2 separate regions of the Homo sapiens genome follow, and region 2 is linked to region 1. A link is an interaction called in ENCODE POLR2A ChIA-PET data of the cell type or tissue named here. Cell type or tissue: CD4-positive, alpha-beta T cell. All regions are shown on one strand. Each heading gives the region's core, and the rest is flanking DNA. Links, peaks and the distances in the headings are about the cores only.

Region 1 (5,372 bases), core at 221-5,220:
CTGGGTGTGGTGGCGCATGCCTGTAATCCCAGCTTCTCGAGAAGCTGAGGCAGAAGGATCACTTGAACCCAGAAAGTGGAGGTTGCAGTGAGCTGAGATCGGGCCAATGCACATTCCAGCCAGGATGATAAAGCGAGACTCTGTCTCCCAAAAAAAAAAAGAAAAGAAAAAGAGAACAATTTCACTAATTTCACTAGTTGTTTCCTCATTTGTAACATGAGAGTAATAAGAACAATCTCAGGTGCGAGGGCTCACGTCTGTGATCCCAGCACTTTGGGAGGCCATGATGGGCAGATTACTTGAGTTCAGGAGTTCGAGACGACCCTGGCAAACATGGTGAAACTTTGTCTCCATTAAAAATGCAAAAATTAGCCGGGCATGGTGGTGTGCATCTGTAATGCCAGCTACTTGGTAGGCTGAGGCAGGAGGATCGCTTGAACCTGAAGATGGAGGTTTCAATGAGCTGAGATCAGGCCACTGCACACTCCAGGCTGGGCAATAAAACAAGACTCTGTCTCAAAAAAAAAAAAAAAAAAAAAAAAAAGAAGAAGAAGAAGAAGAAGAAAAGAAAAAGAGAACAATCTCACTAGTTTTTTGAGGATTAAATAGCATTCTGGTCCCCTACCCCTTCACCGCTGTACAAGACTTCTTTAACAGTTGCTAGGAAGCTGTTTGCAAATCTAGTCTGCAAATCACACGCCGGGACCAGGCACAGACCTTCTGATAAAACAGGAGGCCCTAGCTCCCCGGCTGTCTGTTCTCCTGACCCACTGACCCCGTCAGGCTTAAGACCCATAGAGATTTTCTCCCCAGTTACCCACCCCATCCCCTTCAAGGCTATAGAAATTGCAATGATGATAGAGGCCACAGGGACCCTCCTGTGAGCAGATGGAGGATCTCCAAAGATTACAAGAATTTAACCAACTTGAGTGATCAGCCTGTTTTACAGCCTCCTGACCTCAACCTGTTCTTCCCCAGCCCTGGGTGGAATGAGGTCACCCTGTTTGTTTAAATCAGCTCCTAAATGACCCCAGGTTACTTACAGATGAACCCAAGTTAACTCTCCTCATTACCATGCTAAAGTCTTCACCCCGGGAGAAGCTATAGCTTCATGACTATAACCTATGCAACCTATGCGCTAGCATCATGACTCACTGGGACCCCTACTCTACATGCAATCATGCACCCTCTCCTTTCTCCATCACCCCATAAAACCCTCCTGTCTCTTTCTCTGGGGGACACACTACTTGGGAGAATATGCCCAGTGTCTTCCTTTCTTGTGCCAAGTAAAACTCCCATTGATCAAAACCCGCCTCTTGGTGGAGTCATTTGTGACTCGTTAAGGGAATGAACCCCGGTATTTTTCAGGTAACATTTCCATTGTTCTTATTGTACGCAGTAGAGAAGGTTTCCACAGTCAAGCCCCTGTCCCCCACACCCCAGGCCCGGGTCGGATTTTCTAAGGAGAGGGTTCCCTGAACCCTCACAGGTATATAGTCCTCTATGGCAAGGATCCAAGGTCCCTTGATGTTTTCCGTGAGACCCCAGGGGAAAATCTTGTTACCAAAGCAGGACTAGGCCCCTGGGCATGAATTTGCTGAAGATCCAGGCCCAACCTCAGATTCCACCTGCTCTGCCCCCCAGGGTCACGGGTCCCCTTGCATTTTGTTCCTGTGTTGGCCCCGGGGCCCCAGGCGTGGATTTTCTGAACAGCAGGTCGGTTCCTTCCCTGTCCCACGATTGGTTCACGGTCATTGCAGCTGCTATGGCCTTGAACTGGGATCTCCTTTATTTTCCCGTGGGCCTTTTTCAGGGGGCAAAGACCTCCGCAGCCCTGCCTACCTCCAGCCTTGGCCTACACCCAACCCCAGAGTCTGAGCCCCGACCCTAGTCCTCTAAATTCCTGACCTGCTGTACCTCTGGCTCCCCAATTTCTCGGCTCCCCAGCCAGTGCCTCCTGCAACTTCTCGCAATCAAACACCCCAGCCTCCAGCCTTTGCCCTGGCCCTTCAGGCCTCTGAAGCAGCTCCGGTCTCAGAGCCCCGGCTCCTGCCCGGGTCCCCAGGCTCCTGCAGCGCCCTCCCTCCAGCCGCTTGATCCCCAAGTCCCTGCCTCCAGTCCCCCAATACTGGTCCCACCCCCCAGGTTCCCCCCCCGGCCCCTCACCGGCGTAGAAGGCCGAGACCGCGATGGGCGCACCGACCACCTGGTCGCACAGCAACTTGGCCAGCATGGCGCGCGGCGCTCGGCCCGGGAGCGCGCGCTCCAGCAGGCCCAGCCACACGTAGTTGAAGTTGGCGTGGAAGGTCACCACCAACGTGGCCACGCGCCGCGTCTGGCGCCAGTCGGCCTAGCGGCCCTGCAGCCGTTGCTGCAGCACGTCCCCGGCGGAGACGAGCGAGCTACGGCACGCTCGTAGAGCGTAGAGCTACGTTGCTCGAGCAACGTAGAGCAGCACGTTGGTGGGCCACGGGTGGCGCCGGGCCGTGCGCGACAACGCCGGCCACCAGCCCGCCATGTCCGCGCTGTGGGCGCCCGCGATCAGGAGCCCGCGTGGTCGGAGGCTTCCTGCACCGCCTCCGGGCCTCGCCAGCCTCCAGCAGCTACTGCGCTGCAGCAGCCGGCACCTGCACCTGCCTCCTCCAGGAGCTCCTGAGCGGTTGGGCGCCCCGCGCACACCCAGCTCGTGCCGTCCAATCCGGAGGCCACGGGCCGTCGTGGGGGCTGAACGTTTGAAAGGTGCCCGGCCCACCCCCATGCATGGGTCCGTTGACACAAAATACCCAGAATAGGCAAAGCCACAGAGGCAGAAGGCATGGGGTTATTTATTTATTTATTTATTTTATTTTTATTAATTAATTAGATATTTTTGAGACGGAGTCTCGCTCTGTCGCCCAGGCTGGAGTGCAGTGGGGCGATCTGGGCTCACTGCAACCTCCGCCTCCCGGGTTCAAGCGATTCTCCTGCCTCAGCCTCCCGAGCAGCTGGGACTACACGCGTGCGCCATCACGCCCGACTAATTTTTGTATTTTTAGTGGAGACGGGGTTTCAATATGTTGGCCAGGCTGGTCTCGAGTGATCTGCCCGCCGCGGCCTCCCATATGGGGTTATTTTTTGGAGTGATGAAAACATTTTGAAATTAGATAGGTGTGATGGTTCCATGACTTTGTGAATATATTAAAAACCATTGAATTGTACACTTGAAAAAAGGAGGTGCATTTGGCCGGGTGCGGTGGCACATGCCTGTAATCCCAGCACTTTGAGAGAATTAGACAGGAGGATCCTTTGAGGGCAGGAGTTCCAGATTAGCCTGGACAAAATAGGAAGACCCCATCTCTACGAAAAAAAAAAGAAAAAGAAAAAGAAAAAAGTATTGTAATTACTCAGACTTGGTGGTGCGCACTGATAGTCTCAGCTACTGCTACTTGGGAGTCTGAGGTGGGAGGATCTCTTGAGCCCAGGAATTCAAGGTTGCAGTGAGCCACGATAGGGCCACTGCACTCCAGCCTGCAAAAAAAAAAAAAAAAAAAAAAAAAAAAAGAAAGAAAGAAAGAAAAAGAGAGAGAAAATAAAATGGTAAGTTTTATGGTATGTGAATTTATCTTAAAAAATGAAGGGACGGCCGGGCACGGTGGCTCACTCCTGTAATACCAGCACTTTGGGAGGCCAAGGCGGGCGGATCACGAGGTCAGGAGATCCAGACCATCCTGGCTAACACGGTGAAATCCCGTCTCTACTAAAAATACAAAAAATTAGCTGGGCGTGGTGGTGGGCACCTGTAGTCCCAGCTACTCGGGAGGCTGAGGCAGGAGAATGGCCTGAACCCAGGAGGTGGAGCTTGAAGTGAGCCAAGATCGCCCCACTGCACTCCACCCTGGCTGACAGAGGAAGACTCTTTCTCAAAAAAAGAAAAGAAAAGAAAAGAAATGCTAAGCAAAGTGTTCTGGTGTGTTTTGCCTGTTTTGGTAGTGGAAGGGAAGAAAATCTGTCTTTTTCTTTCTTCTCCCCCTTTAAACTATTTAAGAAGGGAACTGGGCACGGTGGCTCATGCCTGTAATCCCAACACTTTGGGAGGTCAAGGTGGGAGGATCACTTAGGTCCAGGAATTCAAGACCAGCCTGGGCCACATAGTAAGACCTCATCTCTACAAAAAAATAAAACATTAGGGCTGGGTGCCGTGGCTTACACCTGTAATCCCAGCACTGTGGCAGGCTGAGGGAGCTGGATCACCTTAGGTCAGGAGTTTAAGACGAGTCTGGCCAGCATGGCAAAACCCTGTCTCTACTAAATATACAAAAATTAGCTGGGCATGGTGGTGCGCACCTGTAATCCCAGCTACTCAGGAGGCTGAGGCAGGAGAATTGCTTGAACCGGGTAGGTAGAGGTTGCAGTGAGCCAAAATGGTGCCACTGCACTCCAGCTTGGGGGACAGAGCGAGACTCTGTCTCAAAATAAATAAATAAACATTATTTAAAAAAAAAAGATCCCCTGGGCATACAATAAGTAATACCATACTACTTAGGCAAATAAAGCCCAATTCTATCATTTGGGAATCTTAAGATCAGTTCTACCACTTTGTGGATCTTCAGACTCAATCTCTATTTTAGAGATATTAACATTGATTGATCCTACTATGTGCCAGGCACTGTCTTTCACAACTTCACATATATGATCTCATTTAATCCTCATTTAATTTTGGCAGAGAAAAGTTGAGCTCCTTACCCAGGATCGTATAACTAGGAAATAAAGACCAAAGCACATGCCTCACTCTTCTTGTTATTAGAAAAGATTTCCTTCTGTAAACCTCAGGACTTTACAAGCGAAATATTGGATTACTGTAATATGGTTCATCAGCCCAATTTATTTATTTTTATTATACTTTAAGTTCTAGGGTACATGTGCACAATGTGCAGGTTTGTTACATATGTATACATGTGCCACGTTGGTGTGCTGCACCCATGAACTCGTCATTTACATTAGGTATATCTCCTAATGCTATCTCTCCCGGCTTCCCCCACCCCATGACAAGCCCCAGGGTGTGATGTTCCCCACCCTGTGTCCAAGTGTTCTCATTGTTCAATTCCCACCTATGAGTGAGAACATGCGGTGTTTGATTTTCTGTCCTGGCGATAGTTTGCTCAGAATGATGGTTTCCAGCTTCATCCATGTTCCTACAAAGGACATGAACTCATCCATTTTTATGGCTGCATAGTATTCCATGGTGTATAATTGCCACGTTTTCTTAATCCAGTCTATCATTGATGGACATTTGGGTTGGTTCCAAGTCTTTGCTATTGTGAATAGTGCCGCAATAAACATATGTGTACATGTGTCTTTATAGCGGCATGATTTATAATCCTTTGGGTATATAC
Region 2 (5,372 bases), core at 326-5,325, 110 kb before region 1:
GAGTGGCTGGGATTACAGGTGTGCGCCACCACACCTGGCTAATCTTTGTATATTTAGTAGAGATGGGGTTTCGCCATATTGGCCAGGCTGGTCTCGAACCCCTGACCTCAGGTGATCCGCCTGCCTCAGCCTCCCAAAGTACTGGGATTACAGGCGTGAGCCACTGTGCCCTGTCTGCCCTTAACTGTTATATCTGTCATGGGACCAACAACCCTGGGAAGGAGAGCCTGGAGAGGAGAAAATGCTTCTCTCCCTTGGTCTCACCTCTTTTTTCCTTGTAAGGGGGATGCTGGGTACCCCCATACTCTTGCAGCCATGGCAGGCACCTGGGGAGGGCTGAGAGGAAGAGATTGAGGGGCCACTCTTCCCAGACATAAATGACATGTGAATGCAGGCCTGGGAAGACTGAGTTCTGAGGGTGTGGGAAGGTGAGAAGCCAGGGCTGTTGAGTTCAGAGAAGGAAGAGCTTGCAGGAGGCAGGGGCTGCAGAGGAAAATCACCAGTCTGCGCATGAAAAGTCCCAGTTCAATTACTGGCTGGGCTCTGCCACTTCCTGTGTGTGCCTGCTTGGGCAAGATGGCCACACACTCTAGGCTTCAGTTTCCCCCTCTGTCAAACGAGGCCTATGCTCCCAGCCTTGCCCACCATCTGTCCCAAAATGAACTTGGGGCCGGGCGCGGTGGCTCATGCCTGTAATCCCAGCACTTTGGGAGGCCAACGTGGGTGGATCACCTGAGGTCAGCGGTTCGAGACCAGCCTGGACAACATGGCCCTGTCTATACTTAAAAAAAAAAAAAAAAAAAAAAAAAGAATTAACCAGGTGTGGTGGCGGGTGCCTATAATCCCAGCTACTAGGGAGGCTGAGGCAGGAAAATCACTTGAACCCGAGAAGCGGAGGTTGCAGTGAGCCGAGATCACGCCATTGCACTCCAGCCTGGGCGACAGAGGGGGACTCAGTCTTAAAAAAAAAAAAAAAGACGAACTTGGAAGTGGTCATGTGTCCAAGCCCCCCCAGCTGAGTTGGGAGCCAGACAGACCTCCGCCCCTCCCTTCAGAGCTCCAGCACTTCCCAGTGTGTGACCTTGATCAAGGCCTGAAGCCTCTCTGTGTTTGTTGGCTCAACTGCCAGTTGAGGACGATGCTTATGGCAGCTGGAGAGGACTTGCCGTGACCACTATGCATCTAAAACAGCCCTGCCACCGAAGAGCTCTGCGATCTCAGACAAGTTACTCAACTTCTCTGTGCCTCAGTTTCATCATCTAGAACGTGAGGGAAATAATACAAATGCATACAACTGCTTAAAGGATTCAGTGAGTTACTGTGTGTAAAGCACTTAGAACAGGGCCTGGCCTGTGGTAAGACTCACAGGTTTTAGCTGTTATTAGTAGCACAAGGCCTGACCCACAGGAAGTTCTCCAGACACATCAGTTGTCATAAAGAAATGCAAGGGAAAAAAAGAATTAGCTGGGTTGGTGGCACATACCTGTGGTCCTAGCTACTCGGGAGGCTGAAGTGAGAGGATTGCTTGAGCCTGTGAGTTCGAGGCTGCAGTGAGCTATGATTACACTCCTGCACTCCAGACTCGGTGACAGAATGAGACTCTGTCTCCCCGCTCCCCCTGCAAAAAAAGGCAAAGGAGAGCCATGCAGGGAGAAGAGGATGGAGTCATAAGTCAGAGCAGAGTTCAGGCCAGAGGCAGAAATCTCAGGGGCCTGGCCAGTCAGGCCCTGGGCCAGGGTGTGCGCAGCCTCAGAGGCGAGGACCACTGGGTGGGACTCAGGTCCCAGGCCAGCTTGGTGGGGTGGGCTCTACCCCAAGTGCTGCTTGTATTCAGAGCCCTCTCCTTGCACAGCGGCAGGCACCTCTGGCCGGCTCATCAGCCTCCCTGGGATGAGGACGCAGACATACTGAGCCCCAGGACAGGCCCTGCCCAGGGTCTGAGAGGGGAGGCAGACCCTGGGCCGACACGCCTGGTCCTCCAGTGGCCCCCAGCTCCCAGGCTAATATGGGACCCCATTCCTGTCCCAGCACCCTCAGCTGGCTGCCTCCATGGGGGCTCAGTCACTCCTGACTGTCATGTCCTGTCCACTGCCCAGGCGAGTGCACCGTTTACTCCTCAGAAAGAGGACACACCTGGAACACATGTCCACTCGCTGCTCATATTTTTATGTATTGGTTGATTTGTACAAAAGAATCTACGGGCCGGATGCGGTGGCTCATGCCTGCAATCCCAGCACTTTGGGAGGTCGAGGAGGGTGGATCATTTGAGGTCAGGAGTTCGAGGCCAGCCTGGCCAACATGGCGAAACCCTGTCTCTATCAAAAATACAAAAATTAGCCGGGTGTGGTGTCTCATGCCTGTAATCCCAGCTACTCAAGAGGCTGAGGCAGGAGAATCACTTGAACCCGGGAGTCGGAGGTTGCTTTGAGCCAAGATCCCACCACCGCACTCCAGTCTGGGTGACAGGTGAGACTCCGTCTGAAAAAAAAAAAAAAAATCTATGAACCATATATGTTTCTGCTGCCCCCCTACCTTGCTTCCTCTGCCTCAGTTCTGGTTTGGGGTCCCAACAGGCTGCCTGCAGGACTCACTCCCTAATTCCCATGGCTCCATGTTCCTTTTCTCTTTCTTGAGACAGGGTTTTGCTCTGTCACCCAGGCTGGAGTGCAGTGGCACAGCCTCGACCTGCTGTGCTCCAGTGATCCTTCCGCCTTAGCCTCTCCAGTAGCTAGGTCCACAGGCATGCACCACCATGCCAGGCTAAATGTTTTATTTTTTGTAGAGATGTGGGTCTTACTATGTTGCCCAGGCAGGTCTTAAACTCTTGGGCTCAAGTGATCCTCCTGCCTTGCCCTCCCAAAGTGCTGGGATTACAGGTGTAAGCCACTGTGCCTGGCAAGAATTTTTCTTTTTCTTTCTTTCTTTTTTTGAGGCCGTGTGTCCCTCTGTCACCCAGGCTGGAGTGCAGTGGCACAATCATAGCTCACTGCAGCCTCGACCTCCTGGGCTTAAGCGGTAAGAATCTTGATTATTATTTACTTTGAGCTCCTAGATCCAACCATTTCTGAAGCAATTACTTCTGAAATGTTCAGTTTCATGAGTCAATCCTGAGTTTTTGTTAAGTCAGTTCGATCTGTTTCTGCCACTTGCACCACATGTTCCCCCCATTTTGATCTACTCTTCCAAATTAATTTTCTAATGTTAAAAATCAGACTAGATAGGCTGAACACAGTGCTCATGCCTGTAATCCCAGCACTTTGGGAGGCCAAGGCAGGCAGATTGCTTGAGGCCAGGAGTTCAAGACCAGCCTGGCTAACATAGTGAAGCCCTGTCTCTACTAAAAATATAAAAATAATTAGCTAGGTATAGTGGGCACCTGTAATTCCAGCTACTCAGGAGGCTGAGGCATGAGAATAGCTTGAACTGGGAGGCGGAGGTTGCAGTAAGCCGAGATTGCACCACTACACTCTAGCCTGGGCGACTCAGCAAGACTCTGTCTCCAAAAAAAAAAAAAAAAAAAAAAAAAAAAAATCACACTAGATAAAGAAATCACGGCCGGGCACAGTGGCTCACACCTGTAATCCCAGCAATTTGGGAGGCTGAGGCGGGTGGATCACTTGAGGTCAGGAGTTCAAGACCAGCCTGGCCAACATGGTAAAACCCCGTCTCTTCAAAGAAAAAAATAAAATAAAACACACAATTAGCTGGGTGTGGTGGCATGAGCCTATAGTCCCAGCTACTCAGGAGGCTGAGGCAAGAGAATCACTTGAACCCGGGAGGTGGAGGTTGCAGTGAGCCAAGATCATGCCATTGCACTCCAGCCTGGGTAACAGAGCGAGACTTCATTTAAAAAAAAAAAAATGACAAAGTCAAACAGTATATTACTGTGGAAAGAGTCTTGTGTCAGAAGCCAGCAGCAAGGGCAATTTAGATTTAAAAAAAGTGTCAATATTTCAGCCAATATTTACTGAGCACCAAGTCAGTACGCCCCAGCCATTGTTCTAGGCATTGGAGATACAGAGGTAAATGAAGCTGATACAAAGCTCTGTGTGTTTATATTGAATAAAATAAAATAACCACTAAAATAGAATCAGATGCTTATATGTGCCAGGCACTTCTCAACTATTGGCTTATTTAATCCTCACAATAGGCCAGGCATGGTAGCTCATGCCTGTAATCCCAGTGCTTTGGAAGGCTGAGGCGGGAGGATCACTTGAGATCAGGAGTTTGAGACCAGCCTGGCCAACATGGCAAAACCCCATCTCTACTAAAAATACAAAAAAATTAGCCGGGCATGGTGGCGGGTGCCTGTAATCGCAGCTACTCGGAAGGCTGAGGCAGGAGAATTGCTTGAACCCAGGAGAAAGAGGTTGCAGTGAGCTGAGATTGTGCCAATGCACTCCAGCCTGGGCAACAGAGTGAGACTCTATCTCAAAAAATAATAACAAATAAATAAATAATAAAATCCTCACAATAGGTTATCTATTATCTAGGTTATTGCATGTTTTACCTACAAGTAATATTATTGTTCATGTTTTTAAAATATTTTATTAATTGTATTTTATTGTACTATGTTTTATTGTATTATTTTATTGTTTCCTGAGGCTGAAGCTGGGGCTGGGGCCAGGGCTGGGGCTGGTTATGTTCATTTTATACAAAAGATGAAACAGGCCCAGAGAGGTTAAGTGACCTGCCCATGGTCACAGAGCTAGACTTCAATTCCAGGCAGTGTGGCTTTCTTTCTCTTTTTTTTTTTTTGAGACAGAGTCTCACTCTGTCGCCCAGGCTGGAGTGCAGTGGTGCAATCACGGCTCACTACAACCTCCACCTCCTGGGTTCAAGCGATTCTCCTGCCTCAGTCTCCTGAGTAACTGGGATTACAGGTGCGCGCCACCACACCCGGTTAATTTTTCTATTTTTAGTAGAGACAGGGTTTCACCATGTTGGTCAGGCTGGTCTCCAACTCCTGACCTCGTGATCCACCTGCCTCGACCTCCCACAGTGCTGGCATTACCGGCGTGAGCCACCACGCCTGGCCAGCTTTCTTAACTACTATATGATGCTGCCTGGTGTGGCAGCCAGCATTTACTGACCCTCCCCTGTATGCCAGACACTCTTCTAGCAGCTTTACATGCAAAACTCATGTACAGTAGTTCCCCTCATCCGAGGTTTCATTCTCTTCAGTTTGAGTTATGCTTGGTCAAGTGTGGTCCCAAAATAGGTGAGTCCACGAGTTTCAAGTCAGGGCTAAGTTAAAGATAGGTGAATACATTACAATAAGATATTTTGCCAGGCGCAGTGGCTCACACCTGTAATCCCAGCACTTTGGGAGGCCAAGGCGGGGGGATCACGAGGTCAGGAGATCGAGACCA

Evidence for each region. ChIA-PET counts read pairs that join two places held together with the same protein. Peaks named below come from ENCODE experiments on the same cell type or tissue, not always from the same donor. Only the 100,000 strongest peaks of a DNase experiment are listed, where the experiment ranks them.
Region 2: POLR2A ChIA-PET joins it to region 1 with 6 read pairs; 3 of 35 experiments call an interaction of 5 or more read pairs at or near these places.

What each region holds. Positions count from the first base shown.
Region 1 is chr16:28,620,965-28,626,336 of GRCh38, forward strand. It overlaps a transcript of SULT1A1 not described here. Among named protein-coding and RNA genes, the nearest start is that of SULT1A1, 14 kb to the left of the region's middle. RefSeq lists an enhancer at 2,219-2,348 and silencers at 2,439-2,488, 2,539-2,708. In CD4-positive, alpha-beta T cell, for the core only: no CTCF peak of the experiment used is centred there; a DNase peak (open chromatin) is centred at 2,657; H3K4me3 peaks cover 1,237 bases.
Region 2 is chr16:28,512,573-28,517,944 of GRCh38, forward strand. No RefSeq gene overlaps it. Among named protein-coding and RNA genes, the nearest start is that of IL27, 8.4 kb to the left of the region's middle. In CD4-positive, alpha-beta T cell, for the core only: no CTCF peak of the experiment used is centred there; no DNase peak of the experiment used is centred there.